2 separate regions of the Homo sapiens genome follow, and region 1 is linked to region 2. Evidence: chromatin loops called from intact Hi-C (ENCODE). Cell type or tissue: natural killer cell. All regions are shown on one strand. Each heading gives the region's core, and the rest is flanking DNA. Links, peaks and the distances in the headings are about the cores only. Region 1 overlaps PALM2AKAP2 (PALM2 and AKAP2 fusion). Region 2 overlaps PALM2AKAP2 (PALM2 and AKAP2 fusion).

Region 1 (7,309 bases), core at 1,101-6,100, 55 kb before region 2:
TAAATTTTTATTTTTTGTAGAGAAGGAGGACTCCCTATGTTGCCCAGGCCAATCTTAAACTCCTGTGCTCAAGTGATCCTCGTTCCTCAGCCTCCCAAAGTGTGAGATTACAGGTGTAAGCCATCACACCCAGCGATTATCTCTCTTTTCTATTTTCCCTTCACATCTTAGCCTTTTTTCTTTAATTTTTTTATTAGCCTAATCAATGCTATTTTTTATTGTGGTAAAACAGATATAACATTTACCATTTTAAGCACTTTTAAAGGGTACCCGTCTGTGGCGTTAGGTACATTCAAAGTGTTCTGTAACCATCATCGTCATCCATCCTTCTCCAGAACTTTTTCAACATCTTCTTCAACCAAAACTCTCTACCCATTAAATACCAGCCCCCCATTCTCTCCTACTCCAGCTCCTGTCAACCACCTAAATGTTGCATTTTACACCTAAAATGTATTACTATTTAATTGCCTTCTCAAAGGGATTTTTAATACATTATGTTAATAGTAAAAAGCCAGTAAGGCCAGGCGTGGTGGCTCACTACTGTAATCCCAGCACTTTGGGAGGCCAAGGCAGGTGGATCACTTGAGGTCAGGAATTCAAGACCAGCCTTGCCAAATGGTGAAACCCCGTCTCTACTAAAAATACAAAAATTAGCTGGGTGTGGTGGCACACACCTGTAATCTCAGCCACTCTGGAGGCTGAGGCACGAGAATCGCTTGAACCCAGGAGGTAGAGGTTGCAGTGAGCCGAGATCGCGCCACTGCACTCCAGCCTGGGTAATAGAGCGAGATGCAGTCTCAAAAACAAAAACAAAAACAGAAAAGCCAGTAAGATGGCTACCCCTCAGAAATAAAGTAGGAAGCTGCTACAAGCTAGATTTTTAAAGATATTGCTGGTTACAAAAGTTCCTTTCTTCTGTGGCGTGAACTGTCCAGGACCCTCATACTGGAAATGTCTTGGCCTTATCCAGCTGGTGCCTTGCTGCAAGTCCCAAATCACACCTGCTTGGCTGTGCATCATTTTCTTGAATTTTGTTTATCCAACGACTGGATAAAATGACATCAAGTAATCCATGTTAAAGAAGTATCTCTAGGATAAAAATTTTGTGATTTGGCTGTCATTTCCATCAAATACACCAACTAAATCGTAGATGCTCTCTTTATCTTGCCCTCTTGTCCATATATACTAAGACTAAAAACTAAGTGTTTGCAAAAAAGAATACAAAAAATTTTAGCACAGCAGAATTTTCCTCAGAATGAAGTCTGGTATTCTTATTTACATGTTCAATATTTCTCATTTATGCTTGAACAAGAAACAAGGTTGGTAGCCCTTAGGCAAACTAGAGATTCTGGCTGTAAAACCGTTTGAAAAGGGTACATTTCTATTCAAGGACATGGGAAAGCCACATTTAAAAAAGGATGTTGCTTCTCTACACGTAAAACTTGTTGGAAGACAGATTATCCTCCTAGAAGAGCAGATGTTCTCTATTACAAAAGAGGAAAAGCATTTAGACTCTTCCGGTGGTGAATAGAGGCCACAGGTTACAGCTTTCTTTGGCCTTTGCTTTTAAAAAAACATTCTGCTGAAGGCCTTTTGTTGCCAGTGGTGTCCAGCCGGTTGCCCTTTGTATTTGATGATGACGACATTGAAAGGATTGTTTTGTGCAGGGACTCTGGACAAAAAAGAGACATTTGGGACAGAAAACCTTTCTACATTGTGTATATACATAAAGATCGCTCTAAATTTGGTTCCTTGCCAAAGGAAATATTTTCGAAGATTTTTTAAAAATCCTTGAAACTATTCAGGGTAGTGGATCTCAGAGGGGGTTTGGCATTGGTGAGTAGGAGGCATATCGGTACTATATGGGTCAGTTTTTATAATACATGTCTTTGAGAATCATTGTCTTGAATTTTCTTTAAAATGAATATGAAGAGCTCTGTTGTAAACTGTAATAAACTATATTATTAATGGTTATTTATTGTTCCTGTGTGCTACTCCCTATTTGTCAAATAAAATAAATGTGAAAGAAATGAAGTCACAACCATTGACAGCTTTCAATAATCTATGTGTAGATAAGGAATATTCGTGGCAAGTGAATAATCTCAGGTACCTTCTTCTTTGCCGTTTTATTTCTTCGCTGTGTTCTCTTGCCAACAATAATAGCTAACATGGGTTGAACGTTTGCTTTGAGCTGAGTACTGTGCTACACATACACCATCTCGTGTAATCCTCCAGATGACTCTGCTAAGGAGAAACTGTTATTAATCCCATTCTACAGATGTGGTGGCTGTGGCACAGTAAAGTAACTTACCCAAGATCTCAAAGTGAGTGTGTGGTGGAGCCAAGCTTTGAACCCAGATGGAAGGACACTTTGTAGCCTCTCTGTTTGGGTTTTAATAAGTGCAGGTTTATTTTTTTTTAATTAGCTAAAGCAGGGGAGCTCCAATGACAGGGCAAGGGTAGCTTAGCCAGATAAAATATTAGATGTCCAGTTCGATTTGAATTAAATTGCATGGGACATACTTATATTAAAAAATTATTTGTTGTTTACCTAAAATTCAGATTTTACTGGGTGTTCTGTATTTTTATTTGCCAAGTCCAGTGGCCCTAGGCAAGAGGAGTGTTGCAAAGGAAATGAAGGGAACCGCGTAATGTGTTTTGATTATTGTCCTTTGGGATTATTTGTGGTTTTGGGTTCTTTTTGAAAAAAAAAAAAAAAGACTTTTTTCATTTTAAACATGACAATGTATTTTATTAAGCTTTAAACCAGACAGATGTATATTTTAAGGACTTGTAATATGCTGATAACCTATCAAGGGACATCCCTTGATATGCTTCTTTGCTAGGAATCCAAATCTGATCCATGCCAAGATTTGTACCTCATTGGTTTCTCTATGAAGTGAAACTATGAGAAACACTACCCTCTATTTGTTTGTTTGATTGTTTTTTCTTTTGAACAACAGCAACAACAAAAACCCTTTACCTCAATCTGGGTATATCATGACTTTTTGGAAGCCTTATTCTAGGATCTTCTTTTTAGTTGGGATATCAGTGTTAGCCTAATTTCATTTTCTGCAGATAGCTTCATCATCCCAATTTTTAAAATGTTGATGAAATACTCTTGTGCTTTTATCAACTCCTACTTGGTAAAATCCCCTATCTCTGAGTGGTCACCCTAAAATACATGACATGGGCATGGATATTCCCAGCAAAAGTTCTGACACATTCACAAATGCTTCCTGAGGACATCTGTCTGTTTCCTTCTATGCACATTTTGAACATTCCAGCAGTGAGAATGACTAATGATGCTAAAGCTCTAGAAACTGTCACGTGTTGCTGTTCAGTATGTCAGAGCCTGTCTGCAGATAAGCCTCATTTCTTAAGAATAATCTGTCCCAATCAAGCTAGTTTTGCAACAAGGCTCATTTGCAAGTACCAAAGTCTATGACTTGTGAAAGAACCAAGCCACGCAAACCAAACACAGAACCCAGTGACAGAAACTATTGGTCTTTAGTGCGACTGGAAGGTAGCCAACCTGGTTCCCATTTAGGCAGGGAACCAGTTTGTCTCTCCAGTTAATGTCTGAATAAATTACCATTCATGTCCCTGAGGGTTTGGAATGATTGCAAATTATTTCTGAAATCCTGGGTAGAACTCATGTGGCCACTTACGATAAGCCTTGTCCTTCTGCAACTGGTCAGGTATCAGAGAGGTCTCATAAATCAAGATTGTAGTTATCAGGAAAAGTTGTTGGATTCATAGAGTAGGGGCCAAGGGAAAACTTTCCCTTTGCCCTCTGAAATTTCGTTGAAAAATCAATTGACACTAGACAGATTAACGGGAGAAATGGCATAGAAGTTTACTAATGTGCAAAGAGAGAAAATTACACACAATGGGGTACAGATGGTTATATACCCTTCTTCTTAGAGGAAACGGAGATAGGAAGTGTGGAGATAGGAAGTGGGGGGAAGGGCAGTAAATGATTTTTACTTGAAGAACCAACAGTGACCTGGGACAAAGTCTGTTGGGCCCACAGAACAGACAACAATTTGTGACAGAAGTCTGTTCAGATGTGTTGACAGACTTCATTCAGTCTTTCTTCCTGCTATATGAGTTGCTAATGGCAACTCAAGGAAGAGACCAGAAGTAATTGTTTTCTTCTCTGGAGGGTAAGATTTTAGGTAGATAAGGGAACTTCACAGAACCATTTCATCCTGTGCGTAGGGGAGAGACAGAAGATTGAGAGACAGGAGTGAGGGGAGGTCAGAGAGACCTTGAGCCTTCTTCAGGTTCAGAATATCAAAGCATCATATTTGGGGATATAGGTTTCTGAGCCCTAACAATGGGAAGAATGATCTTTCTGTATCATATGAATACTGAAGATTGTTGAAGTGAGCATCTAGTGCTCCTATCTCGATAAATTATCCAATGCCTTTCCCATCTCTTTCTCCTACCCATTCTCTAGTGGCCTGCCCCCTTGCCCTTTTTATTGTAGTGAAAACTTAGTAGTAAAAAATACACTTGGTAAAAATCATGACATCATGTAAATTGTATGTAAAAAGATGACATGCTCATACAAGATGCTTGATTCATTGCCTAGCAGAGCAGGCCACTGGTAGGTCTGCATACCACGAGCTGGTCTGTTTCGAGGTCACTTATGCTTACTATCATTGCAACAACTACTTCTTCCTCAGAAATTAGTCAGTGGAGATGTGACATTTATTTTATCTCAGAATTTTTATGTCTGTTTCTGAAAAGAAAAAGGTACCAGCAGCTGCAGTTCCCACTCCGTCTCCCAAAGGGATCTGGGCTAGAGGGTAGGGTATTGGATTTGTCATCATATTTTCCATCTGCTCACAGATTGTGAGGTTTATTATTGTTTCTGTTATTGTTTTTTGAGACAGGGTCTCACCTTGTTGCCCAGGCTGGAGTGCAGTGGCGCCATCTTGGCTCACTGCAACCTCCACCTCCCAGGTTCAAGTATTTCTTGTGCCTTAGCCTCTAGCCTCCCTGGTAGCTGGGATTACAGGTGTGCGCCACCAGGCCTGGCTAATTTTTGTATTTTTAGTAGAGACAGGGTTTCACCATGTTGGCCAGGCTGGTCTCGAACTCCTGACCTCAACTGATCCGCCCACCTCAGCTTCCCAATGTGCTGGGATTACAGGTGTGAGCCACTGCACCCCACCAGAGTGTGAGTTTTGATCTCCAACAGTATGCATTTTCTAGTGAAATTCGGTTTAATAAAATGAATAATGAGATAATAGCTAACATATATTGAGAACTTCCCATGTGTCAGGTAGTGCTCTGGGTGTTTAGGGTATTCTATTATTTAATTCTTACCACAACCCTATGAGGTGGGTACTAGGATATCTCCAGTTTACAGAGAAAACAAGGTGCAGAGAGATTAAGTAACTTGTCTAAGGTCACACAGACAAGGAGTGCTGGAGCCTAGGTCTAAGCCAGACAGCACTAGATCTTCATGACTTTGTCACAGTGCTTCACCTTGGAGAATAATGAGATGATGCTGGTATGTAGACATGCTAAGGAGGTCTTCCTTGCCTCACAGTCCTGATCAATATGGAGGCTTTTATGTAGTTCTGTTTGCGTTCATTCTTCCAATGCAAAGCTGGAGTTTACCTAGTGGGATAAGATTTGATTTTCATCCTTGAGAATGAGTTGTTCTTCAGGCTGGCCCATGAGTCTTCATCCTGTCAGCATTCTGATTACATTTCTCATTATCATTCTCCTGCAGTGATTCATGAGTATGATAAAACCGAACAGCCTTCTCAGTAAATAAGCAAAGCTTAGCTTACGGGGAAAAAAAAAAAAAAAAAAAAGTAGAGCTTTCCTTGAATCTGGAGAAATTAAGCACACAGGTGTCCTGCAATATTAGTTAAGAGACTACTGCACCCATCATACTGTAGCTTAAGACAGTTTCTTCTTTTAGTTTTTTCTAAAATGTCTCCATGTCTGTGTTATGCCACAAATAACACAGCCTTGGTTAACTTTTGGACTAAAAAAAATCAACTTATTGGCCAAGCATGGTGGCTTACACCTATGATTGTAGCACTTTGGGAGGCTGAGGCAGGAGGATTGCTTGAACTCAGGAGTTTGAGACCAGCCTGGGCAACTTGGCCAGACATCATCTCTACTTAAAGAAAAAAAACCGCCGGGTGCGGTGGCTTACGCCTGTAATCCCAGCACTTTGGGAGGCTGAGGCGGGCAGATCACGAGGTCAGGAGTTTGAGACTATCCTGGCCAATATGGTGAAACCCCATCTCTACTAAAAATACAAAAATTAGCTGGGCATGGTGGCGCGTGCCTGTAGTCCCAGCCACTCGGGAGGCTGAGGCAGAAGAATCGCTTGACCCCAGGAGGAGGCGGCTGCAGTGAGCTGAGATTGTGCCACTGCACTCCAGCCTGGGTGACAGAGTGAGATTCTGTCTCAAAATAAATAAATAAATAAATAAATAAATAAATAAATAAATAAATAAATAAAATAAAAAATAAAAAAACAAAAAAAATAAAAAAATAAAAAAACAAACAAACTAGCCAGGTGTGGTGTGCGCATGTCGTCTCAGCTACTCAGGAGACAGGTGGGAGAATCACTTGAGCCTGGGAGGATGAGGCTGCAGTAAGCCACAATCCTACCACTGCACTGTAGCCTGGGTGACAGAAGGAGACCCTATTTCTATTATAAATAAATAAATTTATTGAATGTCGTATTATATGTAGCATACCATATTTAAGCAGGGTCAAATTTTTGGTCTGACTTTTCAAATTAATGTGAATAAGTCACTTTGAAATTTTGGAGACAAAACCTTATTTAAGTTGAGAAATAGACAAACATTCATCCACTAAGAATTATTCTTTTTATTATTTTTAGTGTGTTTGAGTTGGTTCTTGCAAAGAAAATATAAACAAATCCCAAATATGAAAAAGTTTCTAAGTTTATATTAAGTGTATCCCATGAGTGACACAGGAAAATCCCTTTTAAGAGAAATGGTATTGCAAAAGACACAGCAAATCTTTTTCTCTTTTAAATAAAAATATGCATTCTGTGTCTAAGCATTTTCCAAACCTTTCTCCTTTGTGTGGCTTTTACTAAACCTTCAATCCTATAACAGTCATTGACTTCTTCCTACTTTCTTTTCCTCTCTTTCCTTCTCTCCCTTCACTCCCTTTCTTTTTCCCAGTGTTTACTGTGGGCTAGGCACTGTGTTAAACACTTTACCTGCATTTCTCTCTTTAACACTCAAAATGACACCATGAGATAGGTACCATTTTTTGTCCCATTGTGCAGATGAAG
Region 2 (7,309 bases), core at 1,206-6,205:
ACATTGAGTAAGTAGGAGAAGGTGTGTATTTTGGAAAAATCAATCAACTTAGTTCAACTTGAAGGTTTTCCTATCTGAAAAGGGATGTATCAAAAGATATTTTTTCTTAGGAGGAAAAAATCCACAACTCGCACCAGAGCATTTCATTGAGAATTACTGTTATTTACGTTTTGGAATTTACATTGTTAAAAAGAGAGATTTTGGAAAGGCAGGGGTGGGACTAGAATTGTGGCTTGCATGTTGCCTATAAACATAGATTCCTTTTTTTAGATGTCTGTGTTTCTTAGTGGATTATGTTCTTAAAATAGAACATACCACATTACTCTCTGGTTTGGCAGGGTGTGGTGTTTTGTTTACTGCTTGGGTCAATGTTCTATGAACATGAATCTTTTCACAGAGAATCCCAGGGCTAAAAGAATTCTTAGAGGTGAGCCAGTCGAGGCCCCAGCACCCGCTTCCCAAAGGCTCTTCCTGCCAGCCACCAGGCCTCATGCTCCAGTGGCAGTCCAGCCCAAGCGACAGGAAACTCTCCCTTCTTTTAACTGGAATCTCACATCCAGTGGCTTCTCTGCTTGTGCTGGGTCCCTGCTGGGGCTTCCCAGAATTCTGTGCAACTCCTCTTTCCTGTGAGAGCCCTCACGATGTTAGAGATTTGGGGTGGGGTTCTCATGCTCACTCCAAAGCCCCTACCTCTCCAAACCTTCCTCACCATGCTAAATAGCCCCAGTTCCCCCATATGTGTTCTTATTTGATAGTTAAAGCCCTTTGCCACTGATTTCAACCTTTTAATGTGTGCAGTCAAGAGAGAAACCTGTGTTCTGGTCTAGAACATCACCTATCTGGTTCTTTGGTTCATACTTTTCTGAATATATCCCAAGGTAGTGCAAGCAGTGGCTTTTTGTTTTGTTTTGTTTTTTTGAGACAGAGTCTCGCTCTTGTTGCCCAGGCTGGAGTGCAGTGGTGTGATCTTGGCTCACTGCAACCTCTGCCTCCTGGATTTAAGCAGATTACAGTAGTGTGCCACCACACCCGACTAATTTTGTATTTTTAGTAGACACAGGGTTTCACCATGTTGGCCAGGCTGGTCTCAAACTCCTGACCTCAGGTGATCCACCCACCTCAGCCTCCCAAAGTGCTGGGATTTACAGGCTTGAGCCACTGCACCCAGCCAAGCAGTGGCGTCTTAACATAAGAGGGTCAGGCTCTAAAACACCGTAGGAAGTGAAATCTGATATGGTATAAAAATCACCCTTGAGATCACCTATAAAATAAAGTATATAAAAACAACCAGTAGTTTTGTGTCAGAACCCTTTGTAATAATTCTTACGTACAATAAAGTTTAGAACTGCTGATCTGGCCTAAAGAGTAGAAATAAGGGGAAAAATCTCATCTACAAAAGACTTCTGCATAAAGATAGTGGATTGAACACAGGCATCTACTTGCGCCCACCACCAAACAAAACATCATTTAAATGATACAAAGAGAATTTTTGGTTTTGGTTTTGTGGTAAAATGTATGCAACATAAAACTTTACCATTTTAACCATGTTAAGGTATACAGTTCAGTAGTGTTAAGTACTGAACATATTGTGCAACTGTTGCCAACATTTTTGTCCAGAACTTTTTCATTTTCCCAAACTGAAACTCTGTACCCATTAAACAATGACTCTGTAGGGCTGGGCGTGGTGACTCACGCCTGTAATCCCAGCACGTTGGGAGGCTGAGGTGGGCGGATCACCTGAGGTCGGGAGTTCGAGATCACCCTGACCAACATGGAGAAACCCCGTCTCTACTAAAAATACAAAATTAGCCAGGTGTGGTGGCGCGTGCCTGTAATCCCAGCTACTTGGGAGGCTGAGGCAGGAGAATCACTTGAACCTGGGAGGCGGAGGTTGTGGTGAGTCAAGATCACGCCATTGCACTCCAGCCTGGGCAACAAGAGTGAAACTTGGTCTCAAAAAAAGCAAAAAAACAAAAAACAAAAACAATGACTTTATATTCCTCACTTCCCCCAGCCCCTAGCAGCCACCCTTCTACTTTCTGTCTCTACGGTTTGGCTACTCTAGGTACCTTGTATCAGTGGAATCATATAGTATTTGTCCTTCTGTACTAACTTATTTCACTTAGGGGAGTTTTTTTTAAAAAGGCATAAGTCTATAAACACAAGCATAACAGAAAACGAGGCAACAACAGCGTGGTTTTTGGCATTAGGATACAGGGGTGTGTGTGGCTAAAATAAGGAGGCCTAGTCTGTTTTAATAATGTTGAAACATTTCTGAGCCTTTGCACTTCTTTAGATGAATCAGTTGGTTCTCAGCCTTCCCCATTGACAGCCTAGGATACTGTTTTGTTTTTGTTTTTAAGTCTGCAAAGTTTTTTGTTTTTTGGTTTGGTTTGTTTTTTTTCCTACTTATCTGTCTGCTTTCTATCTTGCCAAGTTTTGTTGAAAAATTCCATTGGTAGCAAAGAGAAGATCCTACCTATAAGCTTCCAGGGGGATAAAATAGATCACATACAAAGAGTCAAGAATAAAAATGGGCTTGACTTCTTAACACCAACACTGGCAGCTAGAAGACAATGGGAACAAGGCCTTTGATAGCATGGAAGAGCATGATTTTAAAACTAGAATTGTATATTCCATCACACTCTTGTGAGGGTAGAATAATGCATTTCACACATAACAAGTTTTCAGAAAGTAACTGGAGAAGATGGTCCACTGAGATGAGGGAGTAAACCAGGAAAGAAAACTACCAGCGGTAGAGCAAATGGGATATCCAACCTGAGAGAGGCAGAGGAAATTTCTAGATGCCTAGGGCGGGAACTCCCAGCTGACCGCTGTGCTCCTGAAGCATGCCAGAGGCTCAGGAAGTGACTTCCTTTGTAAGGTGGAGTTGATAGAATATGTGAGGCATCTTGGTGTCATGAGAAGAGATTTAGAGATATGATGGAAAAGTTTAGGCTTGAATTAGCAAGAGCTATATAAAACACTAAGCAAAGGTGGGGAAATACTGTTACTAATGCTGAAAACAGTAAGATGTTCAGGAAAGGAAAACTGACCATCATTCACCATGTGGCTTAGCTGAAAGTAATGTTATGTTATTATAATACTGATCTTCAAAAGTTTCCATATAATTATATTGGGAAGAGTACCCTCATATGGTGAGGGCATAGATAGGAAAAACCATTAAATTATCATTCTCCATATTGAGAAGTTAATAAATAATGCCAACAATGGAAAAATCACAAAGAAGCAATGTAAATTGTTACCAAAAATTACCTAAAAGAGGTTAAAGTACCAAGGATATCCTTGGTAACTATGGGGGGGTTGGTTCCAGGAGCTTCCTCAGATACCCAAATCTACAGATGGTCCTTAATATAGAATGGTGTAGTATTTGTGTATAACCTCTGAAGATCTCTAGATTACTTATGATAGCTAATGCCATGTAAATGCTGTGTAAATAGTTTTTATACTGTATTATTTAGGGAATCATGATAAAAAAAAGTCTGTGGGTGTTCACTACACGTGCTACCATACTTTGTTTGTTTGTTTGTTTTTCTTTTTTTTTTTGAGACGGAGTCTCGCTCTGTTGCCCAGGCTGGAGTACAGTGGCACGATCTCGGCTCACTGCAACCTCCACCTCCCGGGTTCAAGCGATTCTCCTGCCTCAACCTCCCGAGTAGCTGGGACTACAGGCATGTGCCACCACGCCCAGCTGATTTTTTTTTTTGTATTTTTAGTAGAGATGGGATTTCACTGTGTTAGTCAGGATGGTCTTGATCTCCTGACCTTATGATCTGCCTGCCTCGGCCTCTCAAAGTGCTGGGATTACAGGCGTGAGCCACCGCGCCCGGCCTAGATGCAACCATACTTTAAAAAATATATTTTCCATCGTGGTTGGTTGAGTCTACAGTGTGTAACCACAGACGCAGAGGGCCAATTGTACTTACTCTTGGGAGGAAAAATCGGAGGGAAGCAGGCCGAAGTGGTGACCCGTAGGAATTGTTGTTTTCTGTACTATTAGGCGCTTTAAACTATGTAACTGTATGTCTTTAATAAAAAATAGTAATTAAAGTTAAAGAGAATGTGTACAAAGGAAAGGGAAAGGTACTGGAGGATATGGTCCAGCAAGGTGAAGGGGTAAGTTGAAAAAGTATAAGAGGTGGGATACAGGAAACCAGGGATATAGAAACTCAAGAAAATATAAAGTCTAGCAGTCAACTAAGCAAGACTGGAGCAGGAAGACCCATGGCTGTGGGACACAATGGAACAGGTGGATTTCTTGATGTATGGATGTAGAAAATACTACTGTGATGTTTCACCGATCTGGAACTTTGGGCCGAGTTAGCAATATGTAAGTAGAAAACTAAGTAATTGAGGAATATAGTTAACTTCAGAGGAAAAAACCTCAGAAAATTAGACAAGAAAACATAGTATACTCTGTAAGTCTTCAGTGCACAAAATTTATATGAACCTAATAATAAACACTGAATAATAAATTTGTGAAGTAAATAAAAATATTGGGAGGACAAGTTGAGGGGGATGCCAATGGATAATGCCTAAAACTGATAAATAGAAAGCAAGATAGCCTAAACATCATATTTAGAAAAGTGTGGCAAGTACCAAAAAGAAATAACTACAGCCCATGCGAAGTGGCTCACACCTGTAATCCTAGCACTTTGGGAGGCCGAGGCGGGCGGATCACCTGAGGTCAGGAGTTTGAGGCCAGACTGGCCAAAATGTTGAAACCCCATCTCTACTAAAAATACAAAAATTACCTGGGCATGGTGGTGTGTGCCTGTAATCCTGGCTACTCGGGAGGTTGAGGCAGGAGAATCGCTTGAACCCGGGAGGCAGTGGTTGCAGTGAGCTGAGATTGCACTACTGCACTCCACCTGGGCAATAAGAGTGAGACTCCATCTCAAAAAAAAAAAAAAAAAGAAATAACTACAAAGAGTTGCAAGTGGTATAAGACTGAGAAGTGGGAGGGTGTGGGGCACTTGTTTGACAATTTAACTCTTAAACTCTGTTTGATTTTTAAAAACTATGTGCTTGCTATTTGCATTTTAATCTAATGAAGGTAAAAATGGATTAAAATATAAAAAAGAAAAGCCATCTATATGCAGATGTCTGGGCAGTATAAAAGGTCTGAGAGATGTGCTTAATACTATGATTATTAAAGAAGTTAATGTCTATGAGAGCACCCAGCACATAGTAGGCACTAAATAAATGTTTGCTGGATTTGAATCTAAAGCATGCTTGATCAGACCTACATAGAGGCAATTCCTTGAAAAGCTGCAGAGAATGACTTGTACCATTTGCTGACTTTCCAAGATGGCATTTCTTGCTGGGGCTCCACTGATTATTACTGTTGTACCTGTGGGCATTGGGCTCATGACCCCATAGGTGCGTGTGTGTACATGCACATGCATTAAGTTGCAAAGTCAGTCTAAATGACTTGACTATCAACCTGTCTTTGGCAGCCATATCACTTTTGGCCCAGTTGGCACCATCAGGTTTCTGGACACAGAGGCAGTATTTTCCATCCCTGTCCTACAGAGTGTATTTGTCTCAAGTGTTATGTACTTTTCCAGTTTCTTTGCCCCCAGTAAATCTCTAGGGTCATGAAGATCATTACAAAACAGATAGTCATTTCATCTCTCTTCTTAAAGCCTCTCACCCATTGCCCTAGGAAGAAGACCCCAAATCCTTGGCATTCAAAGCCTAGGTGGTCAATGATTTGACCCCCTACCCATTGCTCTGGCTTTATTTCTTGCCACTCCAGACTTCACTGTTTACACTCAAGTAAAACCAAAGTAATTGCAATTCTCTGTAAACACTACGCCATTCCATACCTCAGGTGACTTTGCTCTTGCTATCCTTCCTGCCTGGACTAACTATCTCACATCTCCCTGTCACACCCAACTCCCAATTCTCTCCACCATGCTGGTCCTTCTCTCTAACATGGCTAACTCTACCCCACTTTAAGACTCAGCTTTATCAGCCCTTGCTATGAGAAGCCTTTGTTGATCACCCCAGGAGGAGAAAGGTGTCCCCTTTTGTGCTCTCCATCAAGAGCATCACAGAACTAATGCATCATCTTAATACTATTAATGTGTCTGATGTGTCGGAGAGGCCCCAAAGGTTTGAGGACCATGTTTGTCTTGATCACTGCACAGTACCTGACCCAGCTCATTCCCAGTAGGGCTGGGACTAATCTTGCAGGTCTTCACAGTTGCAATCATTTGTTCAGAGGTGGCTCTTCCCCAGTCTATTACAGAAGCCTCATGTCTATTCTTGGAGAGTCCCAAGACCATGGCCTCTAAGGTTCCAGCCTTATCGTGGTTTGGAGGCTCCTTCAGTTCCTTGTCATTTGAATGCAGAACTGGATGCTGTGAATGAGTTCTAGAACATGGTTCCATGGGGCAGAGTTCTGACTTTAAAAAAGCCATTTACTAACCAAGCTGCATGGATTTCTCTTTTCCCATTTCATCAAGGAAGCACCCCGGCTAGGTGAGCTGGTTCATTTCATTCATTGACTCAACAAATATTTACTAAGTGTCTGCCATAGGCCAGTTACTGTTCTAGGCATGTAGGAGACAGTAGTGAGGAAGATGGATGAGGTTTCTGTCCTCAGGGACCTGAGATCGTAGAGGAGGGAAGCAAACACAGAGCCATTTGGAGTGGTAATAAGTGCTGAGAAGGGAAGAAAGGGAATGTGGGATGAGGGGGCTGCTTAGATGTGCTGATCAAGGGAGGAGGTCTCTGAGACAACAGCATTTGTATTGTATGGTTCTGAATTGCAAAAAAGAGCTGTTCAAATTGTTATCAGTGGAGGGTGTCCAGGTTCTTGGCATCTTGAACAAAGAATTGGACAAAATGCACAAACAAAGGAAGGAAAGAATGAAGCAACAAAAGCAGAGATTTATTGAAAATGAAAGCACACACCACAAGGTGTGCCTTCACAAGCAGCAAGCAGCTCAAGGGACTGGTTACAGAATTGTCTGGGGTTTAAATACCCTTTAGAGATTTCCCATTGGTTACTTGGTGTATGCCCTATGTAATGAAGTAGTGGCTCATGATTAGTCTGATTGGTTGCAGGAGGGGACCAATCAGAGGCTGAAGTTACAAAGCTACACCCTATGCAAACATCTGATTGTGGAAAGCAACCAATCAGAGGCTGCAGTGAAGTTACAAAGTTATACTTCTATGCAAATGAAGATTTGGCCCAAGGCCAACCTGATTGGTTGTGGGAAGGGAGCAATCAGACATAATTTCAATTTTTCATCTGCCACACAAGAAAAGGGTGGGG

What was found. Hi-C counts contacts between places; a loop is a spot of excess contacts. Peaks named below come from ENCODE experiments on the same cell type or tissue, not always from the same donor. Only the 100,000 strongest peaks of a DNase experiment are listed, where the experiment ranks them.
Region 1: it touches region 2 in a loop (4-fold over the local background); 1 of 110 quality-filtered maps calls a loop at or near these places.

Annotation. Positions count from the first base shown.
Region 1 is chr9:110,026,244-110,033,552 of GRCh38, forward strand. All of the region lies in intron 7 of PALM2AKAP2 (PALM2 and AKAP2 fusion), which reads left to right. Among named protein-coding and RNA genes, the nearest start is that of C9orf152, 180 kb to the right of the region's middle. RefSeq lists an enhancer at 1,428-1,597 and a cis regulatory region at 1,513. In natural killer cell, for the core only: no CTCF peak of the experiment used is centred there; a DNase peak (open chromatin) is centred at 4,118.
Region 2 is chr9:110,081,187-110,088,495 of GRCh38, forward strand. All of the region lies in intron 7 of PALM2AKAP2 (PALM2 and AKAP2 fusion), which reads left to right. Among named protein-coding and RNA genes, the nearest start is that of C9orf152, 120 kb to the right of the region's middle. In natural killer cell, for the core only: no CTCF peak of the experiment used is centred there; no DNase peak of the experiment used is centred there.